4 separate regions of the Homo sapiens genome follow, and regions 2, 3 and 4 are each linked to region 1. The links are chromatin loops, found by intact Hi-C in ENCODE. Cell type or tissue: gastrocnemius medialis. All regions are shown on one strand. Region 1 holds the start of BCL2L13 (BCL2 like 13). Region 2 holds the start of SLC25A18 (solute carrier family 25 member 18). Region 3 has its middle 7.6 kb from the start of LINC00528. Region 4 holds the start of LOC105372850 (a long non-coding RNA gene).

Region 1 (5,000 bases):
TTTCATGCTAATGCATGACATGTGCCTCCCTCAAATCATGTTGCCTCATGGGCTTATTGGCACATTACCGTCTGAGGAAGAACAAGAAAAAAAAATAAACCAATCTGAAAATACCACCCACCCCCACTTTGTATATATATTAAACAAGAACTCTTGGTGAACATTTATTTGGAATAAGATACAAATCAAAATCCTGTCTAAAAAATGATAAATGCAGACTGGAACTAAGTGAATGTTTAACACTTGTGTTTTGTATGCCTGAAGTATTTCACAATAAAATACATATCTATTTAGGCCGGGCGCAGTGGCTCATGCCTGTAATCCCAGCACTTTGGGAGGCCGAGGCGGGCAGATCGCGAGGTCAGGAGATCGAGACCATCCTGGCTAACACGGTGAAACCCCGTCTCTACTAAAAATACAAAAAATTAGCCTGTCGCGGTGGCGGGCACCTGTAGTCCCAGCTACTCGGGAGGCTGAGGCAGGAGAATGGTGTGAACTCAGGAGGCAGAGCTTGCAGTGAGCCGAGATCGTGTCATTGCACTCCAGCCTGGGCGACAGAGCGACACTCCGCCTCAAAAAAAAAATATATATATATATATAAAAAATTAATAAACAAACATATATATATTTTTTGAGTCAGGGTCTCTGTCATCCAGACTGAAGTACAGTGGAGCAATCACAGCTCACAGCAGCCTTGATCTCCCGGGCTCAAGCAGTCCTCCCTCTCGCCTCAGTCTTCCAAGTAGCTGGGACCTATGCCTGGCTAATTTTTTTTTTTTTTAATTTTTTGTGAAGACAAGGTCTCCTTATGTTGCCCAGGCTGGTCTCGAACTCCCGGGCTCAAGCAATGCTCCTGCCTGAGCCTCCCAAAGTGCTGGGATTACAGTGAGCCATCGCAAACAGCCAAATGAAATGTTGTTAATGATTATTACTGTTGCAAACCACTTGTCCTAAAAGCTTAATGTGTGTGATATTTAATACATGTTGATTAGATTATGTGCTAGTAAACACAAGTCTGTTTTTTTACAAGACTGGTTAGATATAGCCTTAGGCATCTTTCAATTGAATTCAACTACTGGTCCTTGCTGTAGGAGACAACTAAAAATAAAATAAAAAGTGAATCCAACTACTGAATATACTCTTCCACATAAAAAATGAGCCATTGGAAAAAAAATACAGAACAGTACCTGACCATTCCTAGTAAAAAGATTTTCAATACCCTTAACTGCCTATTACCAAATGAAGAATACTTCACTTGGGGGAGAGAGGGTGTTAAAAATGAAAATAATACTTCATGCGGTGGCGCGGGGGTGGTTGAAAAAAAGGTATCACCGTGCGCGGTGGCTCACGCCTGTAATCCCAACACTTTGGGAGGCTGAGGCGGGGGGATGACCAGAGATTGGGAGTTCGAGACCATCCTGACCAACATGATGAAACCCCGTCTCTACTAAAAATACAAAATTAGCCCCGCGTGGTGGCGCATGCCTGTAATCCCAGCTACTCGGGAGGCTGAGGCAGGAGAATGGCTTGAACCCAGGAGGCGGAGGTTGCGGTAAGCTGAGATCGCGCCATTGCACTCCAGCCTAGGCAACAAGAGGGAAACTCTGTCTCAAAAAAAAAAAAAAAGAAAGAAGGTATCTGAAGGGTGTGGCAACTCATCCAAGGTCACACTAGTCAGGGCAGAGAGCAACATTCTGCTTTATACTAAACCTCCAGAGGAAATCTTATAATTTCGCCAAAGAAGTTTTTGTTTTGTTTTACGCAACAACAACAAAAAAATAAAAGTAAGGAGGGAGGGCTCTCAGCTTAGTTCAAACTTCTAAACAGAGACAGTGAGATAGCTATTTTGAATAAACAAACACTTGTGCAGGGAGTGGCTAAGAGCTAACCAAAGCCAGCAGTCAACAGCATGTGAACAACTGGCCAGATCCGTCCGATTTTCAACGCTAGGTTAGAGCCTCCACTCAGAAAGTCGGTTATGAAGGCAAGAAATAGGATCTTTACAGAATGTTGGGAGGATAAATCAAAGGGGGAAAATGACTCCGTGTGAACTGTACTGCCTCCAAGGGCAAGAAGGCAGTTTTTTTCTGAAAAAATAGGTGTCAGAACAGCAGTGAATTAAGGTTAAGAAACAAGACTTCTAACAATCTCTGAGAAGAAACGACTAAGACTGGCAAAGCTAATCTTCCAGTGTTCTAAGTGAATCGCAGGAAAACCTTTCCCTCAACCAAAAAGAAGTCGCCGTTCCCCAGTTTAGCCCTAAAAATGGACCCGGGTTTTCCACGTGAAGCTGTCTGTGGGGAAGGACAGCGGCGTGGAGCCAGGGCCGAGCTCCTCCGCCTCCGGCACCCCACGCCGGAAGAAGCCTGCTCAGCGGCGGGGCCGCGCGGCCAGGTCCGGTCACGGTGAAGCGGACCCCTAAGCTCCGAGCACCTTCGGGCGAAGGAGCGCCGGTGTAGACACACACACTCAAACTCACGCGTCGTCGGAACCACTGGGGAGTCGGTGGCTCGATACGGTCTCTGGGCACTTTCCTACCCAGGTGAAAACCACCTCCTCACCCAGCTCAGCCTTCCCGGAACCCCACTCCCCTCACCTGGCCCTGGCCCCTGCCCCAGAAGAGATGAAAGAGGCGGCGGCGGCAGTTGCTTCCGACAGGGTCCCCCAGCGGCGGTGAGTGCTCCGACCCGCGGCCCTAATCTACCGCCGCCGCCATGTTGGAGGGTGAGGTCACCCCGGCGTGCCTTCGTCACGGCCGGCGTCGGGGCGGGACCTGAACTACCTGACATCCGGAACGGTATCCGGAGCGGAAGGACCGACCAACGGAGGCCCCGGAGGTCTCTCCGTCCAGATGTGACCTGAAGACCCAAACCCTCCTAGCCCGCCCAAATCTGATTGCGACGTTCGGAAGTTCCGTCTCTCAGATCATTTCCGGAGTCGAGGGGTTGGGATTCTGACCGGCTGGTCGCTGTGTTGGAGGAAGGGCAGGCGATTCCAGGGAAAGAAGCCTTGCTGCATGCACAGGCTATGTTCAGTTCCACAAACATGTATTGCGTTTCAAGTGTTTGCCAAGGGAGCAGGTCAAATAAGTATCTACACAGTCACGACAGCCTCGATGTTCGCCACTAGTTGGGGCAGATGGTCCTTGAAGGTTGGGAAGGAATTCCGGGGAGGGAATATAGCGGGGTGGTGTAGAGAGGTCCTCCTAGGCGAAGGGAACTGGCTGAGCAGAGGCGCCAGGGCATGAAGGAAGTCTTAACTAGTAACCCGCTTTTGTTAACAGTACCTGGAACACACAGCGCCTGGAACATACTTAACTTGTATTAATGGATGTTTGTTTACTTGAATCCGAGAGTTCTTTGGAGGAGTATCGGAAGGTATCTAGGAGAGAGGATACAGTGTGTTTTAGGGAGATCAAATTGCCCGTGGTGTGTGTACTGAATTGGAACAAGGAGGGCATTGACAATAAGGAGTTAGAAGACTGAGCCAGATCAGAAGTGATAAAATCCTGATGGGGAGTGACTGCCAGTGGATACAGAGTTTCTTTTTGGGGTGATGGTGGCACGACTCTTTGAAATACTGAAAACTACTGAATTGTACACTATAGGTGAATTCTATGTTATGAGATCTATATCTCAACAAGGCTATTCTAAAGGAAGTGATAAAAGAGTTGAACTGCTATTGTGGGGCTGGTGCCACAGGATGCTTTTTAAGCCCGAGTGACTGAGGAAAGGATGGTGCCATTAATAGGGACATAAAGTTTTGCAAAGGAAAGGCTTAGTGACCTTGGAAAACTAATAGTACAGGCCGGGTGTGGTGGATCACTCCTGTAATCCCAGCACTTTGAGAAGCCAAGGTGGGCGGATCACTTGAGGTCAGGAGTTTCAGACCTGCCTGGCCAACATGGTGAAACTCCCCATCTGTACTAAAAACACAAAAAATTAGCCAGGTATGGTGTCACGCGCCTGTAATCCCAGCTACTTGGGAGGCCGATGCAGGAGAATCGCTTGAGCCTGGGAGGCAAAGGTTGCAGTGAAATGGGTAACCAAAAATGAAGACTTTTTTTTTTTTTTTTTGAGGCAGAGTCTCACTCTGTCGCCCAGGCTGGAGTGCAGGGGCGCGATCTCAGCTCACTGCAACCTCTGCCTTTCGGGTTCAAGCGATTCTCCTGCCTCAGCCTCCCAAGTAGCTGGGATTACAGGCACCCACCACCATGCCCAGCTAATTTTTGTATTTTTAGTAGAGGCAGAGTTTCTCCACGTTGGTTAGGCTGGTCTTGAACTCCTGACTTCAGGTGATCCACTCGCCTTGGCCTCCCAAAGTGCTGGGATTACAGACGTGAGCCACCGTGCCTGGCTTTTTAAAAATTTTTAATAGAGACGGGGTCTCACCATGTTGGCCAGGCTAGTCTCCTACTCCTGACCTCAAGAGATCCGCCTGCCTCAGCCTCCCAAAGTGCTGGGATTACAGGGGTGCGCCACCGCGCCCGGCCCTAATTTTACTTTTAAGGTCTGTGCAGTTCACTGTATGTACACTTTACCTAAAAAAACTTTCAAAAATGTAACATGCAATAATTTATTTTGGGAGGTACTTATGTTACCAATTTGGTACATACTTAAGTTCATTTCTTTCACATTGCTCTCAGTCTTTTCCTTTATTTATTTATTTATTTTTTATTATTATTTTCTCGAGACAGAGTCTTGCTCTGTCACCCAGGCTGTAGTGCAATGGCGCGATCTCAGCTCACTGAACCTCACCTCCTGGGTTCAAGCGATTCTCCTGCTTCAGCCTCCTGAGTAGCTGGGATTACAGGCACCCACCACCACACCTGGCTAATATTTTTTTTTTGTATTCTTAGTAGAGATAGGGTTTCGCCATGTTGGCCAGGCTGGTCTCCAACTCTTGGCCTTGGGTGATCACCCCTCTCGGCCTCCCAAAGTGCTGGGATTACAGTCGTGAGCCACCATGCCTGGTCTTATTTATTTTTTTAGAGACAAGGT
Region 2 (5,000 bases), 76 kb after region 1:
CATGCCCCATCATGCCCGGCTAATTTTGTGTTTTTAGTAGAGACGGGGTTTCTCCATGTTTGTCAGGCTGGTCTTGAACTCCCCACCTCAGGTGATCTGCCTGCCTCGGCCTCCCAAAGTGCTGGTATTACAGGCGTGAGCCAACACACCTGTCCAAAAATTTTTTTAAAAAATTACTCAAAAAAACCCCAAACAAAAAATTAGCCAGGCGCTGCGGTGTGTGTCTGTAGTTCTAGCTACTTGGGAGGTCGAGGAAGGAGGATCATTTGAGCCCTGGGGTTGGAGGCTGCAGTGAGCTATGATCATACCACTGCACTTCAACTTGGCAAGACCCTATCTCTATTAAAAAATAGAAAATTTGGCAGGGCGTGGTGGCTCACGCCTGTAATCCCAGCACTTTGGGAGCCCGAGGTGGGTGGATCACGAGGTCAGGAGATCGAGACCATCCTGGCCAACATGGCAAAACCCCGTCTCTACTAAAAAATACAAAAAATTAGCTGGGTATAGTGGCAGGCACCTGTAGTCCCAGCTACTCGGGAGGCTGAGGCAGGAGAATGGCGTGAACCCGGGGGGGCGGAGTTTACAGTGAACCGAGATTGTGCCACTGTACTCCAGCCTGGGTGACAGAGCAAGACTGTCTCAAAAACAAAACAAAACAAAACAAAACAAAAACAGAATGAGTCTGCACAGAGTGACAAATGAGGCTGCAGGCAGAAATAAGAGCATCCCGAGGGAGGGCTCCTGGGCTCAAGCGATCCACCCACCTCACCCTCCTGAGTAGCTGGGATCACAGGTGCACACCATCAACCTGGCTAATTAAAACAATTATTTTTTTGTAGAGGTGGGGCCTCATTATGTTGCCTGGGCCTGATTTTTTTTTTTTGGAGACAGAGTCTTGCTCTGTCCCCCAGGCTGGAGTGCACTGGCTCAATCTTGGCTCACTACAACGTCCATCTCCCAGGTTCAAGTGAGTTTCCTGCCTCAGCCTCCCGAGTAGCTGGGACTACCACACCTGCTACCACGCCTGGCTAATTTTTTGTATTTTTAGTATAGATGGGGTTTCACGTTAGCCAGGATGGTCTCCATCTCTTGACCTCGTGATCCGCCCGCCTTGGCCTCCCAAAGTGCTGGGATTACAGGTGTGAGCCACCGCGCCCCAGCCAACTTAAGTCCTTTCTAAAAATTTTTTTTACTTTATATAAACTGTTTGTATTCTTTTTTCTATGCTATGCCTCAGGTTTGAAGATGTTCAGCTCAGATTACCTGCATCTAAGGACCAAAATGTAAATGCCAGGGCCATTCTTCCAGGTCAGTTTGCATCAGAACCATGCAGGTTGCATCTGTTGCTAGTTACAAGAGAGAGCTAGGCCCTTCTTCAGTTTAAGGTCTTAGGCGGGATGCCAAAATCTGCATTTCCAGCAAGTTCCCAGATGATGGCCAGGCTACATTGTGAGAACATCACAATAGATCATGTGAGTGAGAATGATCAGGGCAGGCTGAGGTGGTGGGGAGAGGAACACCATCACTTCTCCCAAGCTGCAGTTTCTGCAGATCTACGCTGCCTTTGGGAAATGTTTAGCATCACACTGGACATAATTACTTGCGCTGCATTTTCTGAATTACACAGTCTTCGTCTTAGAGTGGAGCCAGGGCAAAAGAGGAATTCAAGCTGGAACAAGGAGTCCGAGAAGACGCGACTGCTGGACAGAACAAGCGATGAAGCCAGTCCCCAAACTGATGAGCCCGCAGCTCCATCCAAATTAAATGGGCTGAGAACACCAACACTCCACCCTCCCGGTACGATTGCATGGCAGGGAGGAACCAAAAATATTTTTCCTTCATCTGCTATCTCAGCTAAGCAGTACACTCTTTCTAGCACCTCACTAGAGTCCAGTTTTTCTGTATTCTGTATTCACAATACAGGTTTATTATGAACTCTGAGCAGATGAGGCTATTTTTCCCCCTTTTGGTTTCTTAGTAACTAGGCAAAGTACAAGGCTCACGGTGGGTATTTAATAAATACTTACTGACAACTTGCCTGCAAGCGAGTCGACGTTCATCTCAGTTGTTGAGGCACTCACGGGCCAGGCTTCACTCGACTCTTCTCACTGCCTACTCAGTTCCTTCTCAAAGCAAAGCCCGTGGATATATCCAAGGAACTGGCTTCATTGCTTTTAAAAATTCTGTCCAGCTTTAACTGGCTAGAATAGGGGTCCTCGTCCTTGTCATATGCTGTCCAGAATGAAGTCCAAATCCAGGATTCTGGGAGCATGTCATGCTTTCTCGAACCTGCAGGAGTCTCAAGGGCACCTGCATTGATATGCATGTCATGGCTGTAGAAGGGGGCTGGCATTGCAGCACACAATAGCCAAATCTGGGGATTTTCCAGATGCCTTCGCCTTCTTGGCTAGTATTTTTCACTGAAGGTTTTTTATAAAACTGCTTAAGGAAACTAGGGGAGTGAGCATTGCTAGCAGAAAGGGGACTAAAATAGATGCACAGAGGTCCCTTAAAAGTCCAAAGGAACACCACGAGGCCAGGGAAACATCTGCAGGGTCAATGCAGAGAAATCAACAGCAGTTGTGGGGGAGGACAGTGAAGGCAGCCACACAGCAGGCAGCTGCTGCTGGGTCACCCAGGGCTCTGCCGCGGCTCCATGAGCGCCCAGAAGGAAAGGTCCCATGATACCTCTTGCATAACAACTGCATGACATAGGCCGTTCACCTTCCAGGAAGATTCCAGGGTAAAGATCAGCCCCCAAATAGCCCGTCTGGATGGTTATTTTCTCAATTCCGTTGGTAGCACTCTCAGAGAACATAGAGTATAGCAAAATGGAGCCCACAAAGGGGCTGATTTATAAAACTTGCGTTGCCTTTCCTTCCAGTAACACGAATTGGTTTAGAGACAAGAGACATTAATCTTTAACAAGAGAAGCACCTATGGATGTCTCCAAATGTCAAAATAGAAAGTTGATCAGAACTTTTGAGACTAATCTACAGTAACAATGTATAGCTTCCTGTCTCCCTAAATCTTGCCCGAGTAGCTTTTATGCTCTTATTTTAAGAAGCTCACTGTGTAGGATTATCTGTGTAAGATATATTTACCCAGGATGCTTAACAAGCGTTAAACAGTAACAGTTCCAAAAATAGAGCCACATTTACACTGCCTACTGCACTGTTTTGAAACAGTTAACCAGTGGAAGATGCTAACTTTTGGTACATATATTTGTTGCTGGTTTTGGCCCGAAGAAGATAAATCTGGAAGCACTCTAAATGGCTAAGTTCCTTATAAAAAATAAAGGCCGGGCACAGTGGCTCACGCCTGTAATTCCTAGCACTTCGGGAGGCTGAGGCAGACAGATCACTTGAGCTCAGTTCTAGACCAGCCTGGGCAACATCGTGAGACAAAAAATTAGCTGGGTGTGGTGGGGTGCCCCTGTAGTCCCAGCTGCTTGGGAGGCTGTGGTGAGAGGACTGCTTGAGCCCGGGAGATTGAGGCTGCAGTGAGCTGAGACCATGCCACTGTACCTAGCCTGGGCAACAGAGTGAAACCCTGTCTCAAGAAAAATTAAAGCCTATCTTTTTTTTTTTTTTTCATGTTGTGAGAATTTAATAAGTCAATGAACATAAGGTGCTTAGAACCAAGCTTAGGGTATGGAAAACAGAGAATAGATGTTTCTTGTTATTCTTTTTTTTTTTTTAATTTATTTTTTTATTGATAATTCTTGGGTGTTTCTCACAGAGGGGGATTTGGCAGGGTCATGGGACAATAGTGGAGGGAAGGTCAGCAGATAAACAAGTGAACAAAGGTCTCTGGTTTTCCTAGGCAGAGGACCCTGCGGCCTTCCGCAGTGTTTGTGTCCCTGGGTACTTGAGATTAGGGAGTGGTGATGACACTTAACGAGCATGCTGCCTTCAAGCGTCTGTTTAACAAAGCACATCTTGCACCGCCCTTAATCCATTTAACCCTGAGTGGACACAGCACATGTTTCAGAGAGCACAGGGTTGGGGGTAAGGTCACCGATCAACAGGATCCCAAGGCAGAAGAATTTTTCTTAGTGCAGAACAAAATGAAAAGTCTCCCATGTCTACTTCTTTCTACACAGACACGGCAACCATCCGATTTCTCAATCTTTTCCCCACCTTTCCCGCCTTTCTATTCCACAAAACTGCCACTGTCATCATGGCCCGTTCTCAATGAGCTGTTGGGCACACCTCCCAGACGGGGTGGTGGCCGGGCAGAGGGGCTCCTCACTTCCCAGTAGGGGCGGCCGGGCAGAGGCGCCCCTCACCTCCCGGACGGGGTGGCTGGCCGGGCGGGGGGCTGACCCCCCACCTCCCTCCCGGACGGGGTGGCTGCCGGGCGGAGGGGCTCCTCACTTCTCAGACGGGGTGGTTGCCAGGCAGAGGGTCTCCTCACTTCTCAGACGGGCCGGCTGGGCAGAGACGCTCCTCACCTCCCAGACGGGGTCGCGGCCGGGCAGAGGCGCTCCTCACATCCCAGACGGGGCGGCGGGGCAGAGGCGCTCCCCACATCTCAGACGATGGGCGGCCGGGCAGAGACGCTCCTCACTTCCTAGATGGGATGGCGGCCGGGCGGAGACGCTCCTCACTTTCCAGACTGGGCAGCCAGGCAGAGGGGCTCCTCACATCCCAGACGATGGGCGGCCAGGCAGAGACGCTCCTCACTTCCCAGACGGGGTGGCAGCCGGGCAGAGGCTGCAATCTCAGCACTTTGGGAGGCCAAGGCAAGCGGCTGGGAGGTGGAGGTTGTAGCGAGCCGAGATCACGCCACTGCACTCCAGCCTGGGCACCATTGAGCACTGAGTGAACGAGACTCCGTCTGCAATCCCGGCACTTCGGGAGGCCGAGGCTGGCGGATCACTCGCGGTTAGGAGCTGGAGACCAGCCCGGCCAACACAGCGAAACCCCGTCTCCACCAAAACCAGTCAGGCGTGGCGGCGCGTGCCTGCAATCGCAGGCACTCGGCAGGCTGAGGCA
Region 3 (5,000 bases), 150 kb before region 1:
TGAGTCAGGGTGATGCTGTGGTCCTGGCAGCCCTCCTTCCAGCCCTGCCTGGCTCTGTCCTGCAGCACAGCTGACCCGGGAGTCCATGGCATGGGGTCTGCAGCACCCACGCCTAAACCTTTCAGATGTTTCAACGATCTCGAGGTCATTCAGTGCGTAGGGTCACTGCTCGTTAGCCTGAAAATTGTCCCCAGGAGATTACAGGGAACAGTCCTGGCCAGCTCCTCTTTCTTTGTTCTAAGAAGCCTCCGAGGCACGCCCCAGCTGTCTCTCTAACCCCTCCCTCGGTGTGTTGCATTGTTGGGAGCACGGCTGACCCTGTGACCATCCAGGGGCGCCATGCAGGGAGGGAAAGACCGCAGCAGCTCTGTGCACGTGAGCCACACCGCCTACAGGCAGCTAGAAGCCACTCAGTGGAAGCTGGCTCCCAGTCCTTCCAGCTGCGTTCCCAGCTATTCCAGAACAAAGAAAGGCCTGGCTGGGACAAATGTGGGCGTGTCAGGTAGAACAGAGGACAAAAATGGATGAGCAGCTCAAAGTGCATATCCTGTGGCCCTAGAGGACATCCCGTACAAGGAGAGCTGGGTCACTTGCCTGTTGGGAAAGGAAATGGGGCTTGGTAGTCACCTGACCCCCAGGCTCTTGTTCCTCAGAAGGGCTTGCTTGTCAGAGCTGCACCAGGCAGCCTTGGGCTGCAGTTCACAGCCACCTCAGGTGGCAGGAAATGATAAGTATTGCTTTAGGGAGGACACCAGAAAGGAAGGCTGCTGGGCCAGGCCAGAGCCACTGTCAGAAGCACACAAAAAGGCCACACGCCGTGGCGCACGCCTGTAATCCCAGCACTTCTGGAGACCGAGGCATGAGGGTCACCTGAGGTCAGGAGTTCAAGACCAGCCTGGCCAATATGGCGAAACCACGTCTCTACTAAAAATACAAAAATTAGCTGGGTGTGGTGGCACACTGGAGAGCCTGAGGCAAGAGAATTGCTTGAACCTGGGAGGTGGAGGTTGCAGTGAGCCAAGATTGTGCCACTGCACCCTGGGTGACAGTGAGACTCTGTCAAAAAAAAAAAAAAAAAAGTATAGGCTCTATCATTTTTAAATTTTAAAAACTATTTTAAAACAAAAAACAAGAAGCTCTTCTTTCATGAACCACCACATCTTTAACAGCTCCAAAGTCCCTCCTGAACCCTGAATCCTCACATAGTCCCATCTTAAGAATCAGCCAAAAATGAAGGGACAAGACATGCCATTTTATTCCATTTTATAAGCTGGCCACACTGGCCCACGTGCTAGACCCTCCCCTCTTCGTGTCCCCTGCTCGGATGACCTCCCCAGTGATGCCCAGTGAGGAGGGTGAGGCCATACCACCCAAACACTGGCCGGGGGCCGGAGCCTCCTGCCGCACACAGCACAGGAGCCTATGAGACCAGGCCCGTGGCCCTCCCAACAGCCTGTGGCTGCTCAGCTTCACCAGGAGCTTTTTCAGCAGCCTCTTCGTGTGCCCCCTGCCCCAAGGTCTTCCTGCAGCGGGGGCTTTGCCGGGGAAGGCAGAGGAGTCCAGTTGCTGTGGGTAGGCCACATGTGCCACAGCCACACTGCCAGAGAAGCCACCTACTGCCAGGACGGAGGAGGAAGACAGTCCCTGTGCTGCACACACAGCCCCTTTTCATGCCCCCGCGGCGTCCGAGCCACAGAGTGCACATCCAGTACTGGAGCAGGCTGTTTCCAGCCGTGGGGCCCAGGGTGGGGCCAGGGTGGGGTGGCTCAGGACTAGGTGGATGGGGCTGAGGGCCTCCCTGGACAGTCAACACCTGAACCGTGGTGAGGCTGCCAGTATTGAGTGGTCCCCAAAGTAGCCAGGGATAGCATCCTCCAGACGCGTAGGTGCGTGTGGAGCTACCTCGCGCAGCTGTGTGACACGAGACTGACTGAAGCTGCTGGTGTCTGCCCACCCACAAGAGGGCGGCAGGGAGCACAAGTTAGGTGAGCACCAGCTCGGTGTCCTGGCGGGATGTGTTCCTGTCTCTTCCCCCGACGTCAGCCTGGTCACAGCACTCACCCGGCCGGCGCCTCGCATTCCTCCCACCGACTTGGGACTGCTGACCAACTTAGGATGGGGGAGCACGTGGGAAGGCTGGAGGTTCCGGAGTCGGGCCCCGTGTAGATGCACAGATGCCTCCTGATGGGAGAACCCTAGGAGGACTCGGGAGGCAGCCCCCTGCAGCTCGAGGCCAGCCTCCCTGTTTCACGAACTTGCTGGGCCCCCGTGGAGTCCGTGTTCCCAGAGGGTTCAGCCGGCCCCATTGCCCCAGCCACCCCTCCACCCAGGCAGCAGGTCAGAGCTGGTGTCCCAGCAGCAGCTCCAGGGACAGGCCACGGGTCCCTGGGTCTTCACAAGGCCATCGTCAAGGATGAGGGATTTGTCCAGATGGGTGCTGGAGTGTCAGCGTTGAGGGGCTGCTCAACCCACAGGCACCCGGCCCAGCAGGCGAGAGGAGCCTCTCAGTGGTCAGCCCCCATGAGTGTCCAGGGCCTGCCTTTCTTTTCTTTTTTCTTTTTTCTTTTTTTTTTTTTTGAGACAGAGTTTTGCTCTTGTTGCCCAGGCTGGAGTGCAATGGCGCGATCTCGGCTCACCACAACCTCCGCCTCCCAAGTTCAAGTGATTCTCCTGCCTCAGCCTCCTGAGTAGCTGGGATTACAGGCACACGCCACCATGCCCGGCTAATTTTGTATTTTTAGTAGAGATGCGGTTTCTCCATGTTGGTCAGGCTGATCTCGAACTCCCGACCTCAGGTGATCCGCCCACCTCAGCCTCCCAGAGTGCTGGGATTACAGGCGTGAGCCACTGCGCCCGGCCCAGGGCCTGCCCCTCTAGCCCCCGGTTGTCTCCCCGGCAGAGTGGCTGCCAGGTCTTTCTCGGGAGAAAAGGAGAGAGAGGCACCTGGCAGCCAGCAGCTCCCTTTCCCCAGTGGGTCTCACTTCTTTTAAAAATGTTTTTAGAGAATTAAATACCTTTCAAAAATGTATCTCGGACCAAACTTGTTCCCTCGGGGGGCTGGGATGCCTTCCACCCGGAGGCCCCAGCACAGGGACCACCTGCCCAGCCAGACCGCCTCAGCAGGCAGCTCCTGCAGGTCCCGACTCTCTCGGCTCCTCCATGGCCAGTCATTCCCGCCCGTCCCCTGCGCTCTGTGTCTGTAGCTGCTAAGTTGCCGCTGCTGGCTGGTAAGAGAATTCTTCCTGTCCTTCCCCTGGTGTGGCCATGTATTTTGACAAGAAAAGACAAGCAGGAAATTGTCTTTTTCCCCAAGCTTCTTGCCCACGTCAAGGGCAGGCCTGCTCCACCAGCATCTGCCAATGCTTTGTTATCTCGGAGCAATCGCGTGCAGCTAATGGGAGGGGTCTCTGCTGTTGGAGAGGGTGGGATGGGAGGAGTCTCAGAATCAAGATCCAGGCAAGATCAGGGATAAAAAATTGGAAACCCACTTATTTCAAGCCAGGATTGTGATAAGAAGGACTTTGGTGAACAGCCCTAGGGTGAGGCCCACAAGCAGAAGCAATCGGATGGCACCAAAGACAGCACCGGCCCCCAGAACCCTGCAGAGCCTTGAGTAAGCGGGGAAGGCTTGCTGGCCTTCCCAGGCATGAGCATCCTATCCCTGGCCCCAGGGAGGGGGTAGTCTCTGCTCCCACCAGGTCAAGGTTTGGAGGAGGGTGAAGAACTTCGTGCATGAGACAAGGGGCATCAGAACAAGGTCCACCCCCAGCCTCCTCCCCCTAGCACCATCCTTTCCTCCTCCCTGGAGAGTCCTCCAAGGCCCCGGGGAGAACTAAAGCACAGCCACGCTCTTGGCAAGGCACCATGGCAGCAGAGCACGTAGGCGTAAGCACATGCAGTAGAGAGATTTGGTGTAGAGAAATAGAGATTAAGTAGGGCTAAGGCAGCTATAAACGTCATAGTTTTAGATGCATTTTCAGGTGCCAAAGAATTGCCCTTGGCTTTGAGAGCTGGACGGTGAGCTCAGCTGGGGCTGGGAGCCGGTGGCACCGTGTAGTACTGAAGCTTTCCCACACAGGGCCCAGGGGTGGCAGCGCCCCATCCAGGGAAGTCCCCTGGGTGGATCCGCCATTCAAAACTTTCCTGTCCTTTTCCTCCACGCCAGCGGAGATACAGGCTAAGACTCCCTAATGCAGGATTTCCTTTGAGCATCATGTCGGCAAAGATTCCAAAATCTGAAAAATTGAAACACCTCTGGTCCCAAGCATTCTAGATAAAGGGATACACACCCACCTGAAGGCCCCCCCCCCCCGCTTCTCCATCAGCACCTCTAAAGATGATCCCAAGAGCCTTCATCCCTCTCTCCAGGAAGATCTTTTACTGGAGGCCACATGCCTGTGAGAACCAAGCGCTAGACCAGGCGTCTGCCTGGCTGGCTGATGCCGGGTGCGGCTCTCCAAGCCTGTTTCTACCTTTGAACCAGGAAAAGAACATCCACTTCTCTGCCCCGTAAACAGATCCTAGACGCTGAGCACTTTGGGTTTTGTGGGGTGCTGGGCCATCCCTCTGTGGCTGCCTGAGTTGGTCCCATACAGGCATCTCTTCCCTGAAGGCTGACCCGGCCCTGCCCACGGCACGCCTGGGAGCGGCTCCTGCCCAGGCCTATGGCCGGAAACGCCACAGTGGCTCCTCTGGCTGGCATGAACTTCACGATGACACCTGGGTCTCAGTGCAGTTTGTAGGAAAGGAAGGATGCCACGGGGTCAGATCGTGTGTGGGGGAGATTTGGTACAGAAGCGAACACAGGAATGAAGATGGCAGAAACGTCACGTAAGGCGAGGCGTGTGTCTGCTGGCCTCTCGCCTATCGCAGGTCTGAACTGCGCACAGCATAAGGCTGCAGTGCTGAGACTCAGCCCCTCCCCGGGGGGCCACAGCCTGGGCCGTTCACTCTGCACGTGGCAGTCTTGGTTTCTGCACCTTTGAGCAGAATGCTAGACA
Region 4 (5,000 bases), 68 kb after region 1:
GTGCCCCATTTCCAGGAGTATTTCCAGATACTGAGTCCTACCTCCTCACCACTCCAGACTCTATTTTTCAAACGTGGAGGTGGCTAAGGATGGTTCTGGTGTAGAGTCAGAAGCAGACAGGTTTTGGGGGGAAGTGGGGAGGAAGTCAGAGAGGAGGTGCAGCACTGTCAACTGATCTCACCACTCAGCAGCATTCAGAGGCTACTCCGGCCACCCCTGCCTGAATCCCACCACCAGAACTAACCTGTGGCCCACCCTGTCTGTTTTGCTAGAAAATAATGAGCTAACAGGAATGATCCATGACTTTTTGTTACTAATGAACATCTGCTCCCTTTCTTAAAGTGCTTAAAGTAATAGAAAAAATAGTAGAAAATCCAGAAGGTACAGAAAACTGTAAAAGGTCTCACTCTGTTGCCCAGGCTAGAGTGCAGTGGCGTGATCTTGGCTCACTGCAGCCTCAACTTCCTTGACTCAAGGGATCCTCCCGCCTCAGCCTCCTGGGTTGTTGAGACTACAGGTGTGCACCATCACGCCCGGTTAATTTTTAAAAAATTATTTGTAGAGGGCTGGGCGCCATGGCTCATGCCTGTAATCCCAGCACTTCGGGAGGCCGAGGCGGGCGGATCACGAGGTCAGGAGATTGAGACCATCCTGGCTAACACGGTGAAACCCCGTCTCTACTAAAAATACAAAAAATTAGCCGGGCGTGGTGGCGGGCGCCTGTAGTCCCAGCTACTCGGGAGGCTGAGGCAGGAGAATGGTGTGAACCCGGGAGGCGGAGCTTGCAGTGAGCCGAGATCGCGCCACTGCACTCCAGCCTGGGCGACAAAGCGAGACTCCGTCTCAAAAAAAAAAAAAAAAAAAAAATTTATTTGTAGAGATGGGGTCTCGCCATGTTGCTAAGGCTGGTCATGAATGCCTGGGCTCAAACAGTAATCCCACCTCAACCACTCAAAGTGCTGGGATTACAGGCGTGAGACACCACACCCAGTGGAAAAGTGATTCTTTTTTTTTTTTTTGAGATGGAGTTTTGCTCTTGTTGCCCAGGCTGGAGTGCAATGGCACGATCTCGGCTCACTGCAACCTTCACCTCCAGAGTTCAAGCAATTCTCCTGCCTCAGCCTCCTGAGTAGCTGAGATTACAGGCATGCGCCAGCATGCCCACCTATATTTCTGTATTTTTAGTAGAGATGTGGTTTCTCCATGTTGGTCAGGCTGGTCTTGAACTCCCGATCTCAGGTGATCCGCCCACCTTGGCCTCCCAAAGTGCTGGGATTACAGGGGTGAGCCACTGTGCCCAGCCGATTCTCCTTTTTTTGAGATGGAGTCTCACTCTGTTGCCCAGGCTGGAGTGCAGTGGCGTGATCTCGGCTCGCTGCAACCCCTGCCTCCCAGGTTCCAGTGATTCTCCTGCCTCAGCTTCCTGAGTAGCTGGGATTACAGGCACGCACCACCACACCTGGCAAAGTTTTTTGTTTTTTTTTTCTGAGACGGGAGTCTTGCTCTGTTGCCCAGGCTAGAGTGCAGGGGCATGATCTCGGTTCACTGCAACCTCCGCCTCCTAGGTTCAAGCGATTCTCCTGCCTCAGCCTCCCAGTAGCTGCGATTACAGGCACGAGCCACCATGCCCGGCTAATTTTTGTATTTTAGTAAATACGGGGTTTCACCATGTTGGCCAGGGTGGTCTCAAACTCCTCACCTCAACTGATCCGTCTGCCTTGGGCCCAGACTTTTTTTTTTTTTTTTCTTTTTGAGACAGTCTCACTGCATTGCCCAGGCTGGAGTGCGGTGGTGTGACCTTGGCTCACTGCAACCTCTGCCTTCTGGGTTCAAACAGTTCTGCCTCAGCCTCCCAAGTAGCTAGGATTACAGGCGTGCTCCATCACGCCCGGCTAATTTGTGCATTTTTACCCTGTTGTCCAGGCTGGTCTTGAACTCGTCAGCCTCAAGTGATCTGCCCACATCAGCTCCCCAAAGTGCTGGAATTACAGGCCTGAGCCACTGCGCCCCGGCTGGAGAAGTGATTCTTAATACATTGTAACTGAGGGTCATATTGTGAACAAGACACACTATTTAGAGAAATGATACTAGCTGCTGAGCTGCAGGGAGGAGCGTGCTGGAGTTTTCCAAGCTCCTCAGATCACATAGCTTTTCGTTCTTCCTGTTTAAAAACGTCCCATTCCCTTGGCTTGACTCCTCTGGCTTCCCCTTCTGTGCAGCCACTGCTAGATCACCACAGATTGTCCCTCCGGATGCCTGAGGGCTCCTAACTCAGCTCCTTGCCTTCAGCCTTGTTGCCTTCAAATCCACCTTCCAAACGGCCAAGTGGGTGAAAGGGCGCGGGGGCTGCCTTCCCACGGCTCTCGGGACAGGCTCCCACTCCCGCACAACCTGCCCTGGTTTTCCTCTCCCTCACCCCCTGCTTTCAACTTTTGCTTTCGGAACACGTCAGTCTTGCTTCCGAGTCTTGCACATACTGTCCCCTTCACCCAGGACACTCTTTCCGCATCCAAACCCAGTGATTTACAAACTGTTCTTTGGGCTTCAGCTCAGACGTCACCTCCTCCCACATGCCTTTCTGGAGTCACCCCATTCTTGGCTAGGAGCCCTCTCCTGTTAACCCATTGAATATTCAGTTGCAGCACTTACTGCATTACATTGACACTGACTTGCTTCCCCATGAAAATTACCAGTTATTTGTGAGTTAAGACGGTCTTGAGGCTGGGCACGGTGGCTCACGCCTGTAATCCTAGCACTTTGGGAGGCCAAGGCGGGCAGATCACCTGAGGTTAGGAGTTCGAGACCAGCCTGGCCAACATGCTGAAGCCCCATCTCTACTAATAGAAAAAAAAATTAGCCAGGCATAGTGGCATGCACCTGTAGTCCCAGCTACTCGGGAGGCTGAGGCAGGAGAATTGCTTGAACCCAGGAGGCGGAGGTTGCGGTGAGCCGCCATCATGCCACAGCACTCCAGCCTGGGCGACAGAGTAAAACTGTCTCAACAACAACAAAAAGTCTTGGGGCAGTATCCTGGCCACGGCGCAGAGGCATCCAGTAAGCATCCTCAAATCAAGAAGCCACAATGACTCCCCATCTGACTTTGCTGTCAGACTTGTCACGAGACTGCTGGCTCCACTGTAGAGCTGTGCTCATTTATTCCCACTGTGAGGAGCTGGGTTGGGGGCCTCAGGGTGATGACCACGTCCCCGCCTACTTCCTCTTATTAGCAGAGCAAGGGTGAGTGTTCCCAGGAATGAGCCCCTCACACTAGTAGCCAGGAGCCAGTTCTTGACTTATTGCCAAGAAAATCACTTGCTTCCTGGCTTGGATGTTGCCTGGGATACCCCATGGTCAGGGGCGGCCACTTCCTCGTGCCCACCCCTTCTGACTCTATCCAACAAATGGGATGAGTGTCCCTGTCCCACTGGCTGCTCTTCCCCTTTCCCCCAATGGTTTATTTGCTAGAAGAGTCTTTTCCTACCAACTCTGAGCTTGATGCAGACAGACAAGACACTTACCTGCTTTCGGTAAGAACCTCTGCCTTTTCTGGAACCCAGGATATAGTTCAGATCGCTGCTGAGCTGCAGGGAGAGGTGGCTTTCAGTGTCAGCCAGCTTGGACTGGTTTTCCCTTCTGTGGTCAGTTTCCCTCCCTCTGCCTCCCCCTCATCACCACTGCAGGGTTCCAGACTCTCACCGCACACTGCACCTTCAAATAGGTTGGGTTTGAAGCAAAACCCAAAGAGGCTACTATCCAGTCAAGCCACGCTGCACCTCCCCAGGTGGCAAGTAGGTTGCTGTTTACTTGGTGGCTAGTATGACTCGGACAAAAAGTCCAGGCTGGGAAAAGATTTTAACAAGGCAGCTTGGGGGTGAGGGGAGATTCACCGCCCACTCAGAGACCTGGAAGCCAGGGAGGAGGACAAACACTGAAAATCAATGCAACGCAAACACTTTTGCAAGACATTTGGTGCCAGAAGCAAATCTCTGCTTCTCAGTCTCATGCACTTTTCTTACTGCTGATAACCGGCTATTTCAATGATCCTGGGAGGCATCCTCCCTGCAGGAACACATTTTCCTTTCACTTTGCATGTATTTGTTGGGGGCTATCACGTGCTCAGCTGCAGGAGGGCTGCAATGTAGTTTTGGCACATTCTCAATGCTTAAGAATGTTACAAGTGTAAAAAGCAAAGAAGAGGGCTGGGCGCGGTGGCTCACGCCTGTAATCCCAGCACTTTGGGAGGCCGAGGCGGGCGGATCACGAGGTCGGGAGATGGAGACCATCCTGGCTAACATGGTAAAACCCCGTGTCTACTAAAAATACAAAAAATTAGCTGGGCGTGGTGGCGGGCGCCTGTAGTCCCAGCTACTCGGGATGCGGAGGCAGGAGAATGGCGTGAACCCAGGAGGCGGAGCTTGCAGTGACCTGGGATCGCGCCACTGCCCTCCAGCCTGGCTACAGGCTGGGCGACTCCATCTCAAAAAAAAAAAAAGTAAAGAAGAGGTTCCTCTTAAAAGACTTTCCTCCCCATCTAATTAAAAATAAGTAGTAATTTCTCTTAAAAGCAAAATTTATTCAAAGACCTGTGCTAACATTCTTAAATATCTACCAGCCATAATAAAAAAAATCAATGTACTTTATACAGGCCGGGCACGGTTGCTCACGCCTGTAATCCCAGAACTTTGGGAGGCCGAAGCAGGTGGATCACAAGGTCAGGAGACTGAGACCATCCTGGCTAACACGGTGAAACCCTGTTTCTACTAAAAATACAAAAAATTAGTCAGGCGTGGTGGCAGGCGCGTGTAGTCCCAGCTACTCGGGAGGCTGAGGCAGGAGAATGGCGTGAATCCGGGACGCAGAGCTTGCAGTGAGCCGAGATCGCACCACTGCACTCCAGCCTGGGTGACAGAGTGAGACTGTCTCAAAAAAAAAAAAAAAAAAAAAAAAAAGATGTACTTTATATTCTCGGCTCCCACAGTTTAGCCTCAATATTTGCCCTG

Evidence for each region. Peaks named below come from ENCODE experiments on the same cell type or tissue, not always from the same donor. Only the 100,000 strongest peaks of a DNase experiment are listed, where the experiment ranks them.
Region 2: a loop joins it to region 1, with 5 times the contacts of the local background. A loop is called at or near these places in 42 of 110 quality-filtered maps.
Region 3: a loop joins it to region 1, with 6 times the contacts of the local background. A loop is called at or near these places in 17 of 110 quality-filtered maps.
Region 4: a loop joins it to region 1, with 3.0 times the contacts of the local background. A loop is called at or near these places in 37 of 110 quality-filtered maps.

What each region holds. Positions count from the first base shown.
Region 1 is chr22:17,636,483-17,641,482 of GRCh38, reverse strand. BCL2L13 (BCL2 like 13) reads right to left here and starts at 2,726. Exons shown (of 7, transcript NM_015367.4): 1 at 2,597-2,726. It also overlaps the pseudogene LOC124905160. RefSeq lists enhancers at 1,844-2,716, 2,485-2,764, 2,885-3,064, 3,115-3,164, 2,717-3,588 and 1 more. In gastrocnemius medialis, no CTCF peak of the experiment used is centred here; DNase peaks (open chromatin) are centred at 1,921 and 2,802; H3K4me3 peaks cover 3,134 bases; H3K27ac peaks cover 4,282 bases.
Region 2 is chr22:17,560,741-17,565,740 of GRCh38, reverse strand. It overlaps SLC25A18 (solute carrier family 25 member 18), which reads right to left and starts at 2,243. Exons shown (of 11, transcript NM_031481.3): 1 at 2,028-2,243. LOC105372850 (a long non-coding RNA gene) reads left to right here. Exons shown (of 3, transcript XR_001755420.2): 2 at 1,238-1,472; 3 at 1,628-2,044. RefSeq lists a silencer at 2,178-2,472. In gastrocnemius medialis, no CTCF peak of the experiment used is centred here; DNase peaks (open chromatin) are centred at 640, 1,420, 1,730, 2,630 and 1 weaker place; H3K4me3 peaks cover 2,194 bases; H3K27ac peaks cover 4,066 bases.
Region 3 is chr22:17,782,364-17,787,363 of GRCh38, reverse strand. No RefSeq gene overlaps it. Among named protein-coding and RNA genes, the nearest start is that of LINC00528, 7.6 kb to the right of the region's middle. RefSeq lists enhancers at 702-751, 2,002-2,111, 1-2,453. In gastrocnemius medialis, CTCF peaks have their summits at 398, 1,741 and 1,949 (motif pointing right); DNase peaks (open chromatin) are centred at 53, 433, 1,540 and 1,963; H3K27ac peaks cover 2,513 bases.
Region 4 is chr22:17,568,505-17,573,504 of GRCh38, reverse strand. It overlaps SLC25A18 (solute carrier family 25 member 18), which reads right to left. Exons shown (of 11, transcript NM_031481.3): 2 at 3,519-3,581. LOC105372850 (a long non-coding RNA gene) reads left to right here and starts at 3,427. Exons shown (of 3, transcript XR_001755420.2): 1 at 3,427-3,527. RefSeq lists enhancers at 3,334-4,084, 4,085-4,836. In gastrocnemius medialis, no CTCF peak of the experiment used is centred here; DNase peaks (open chromatin) are centred at 2,484 and 3,190; H3K4me3 peaks cover 2,168 bases; H3K27ac peaks cover 4,196 bases.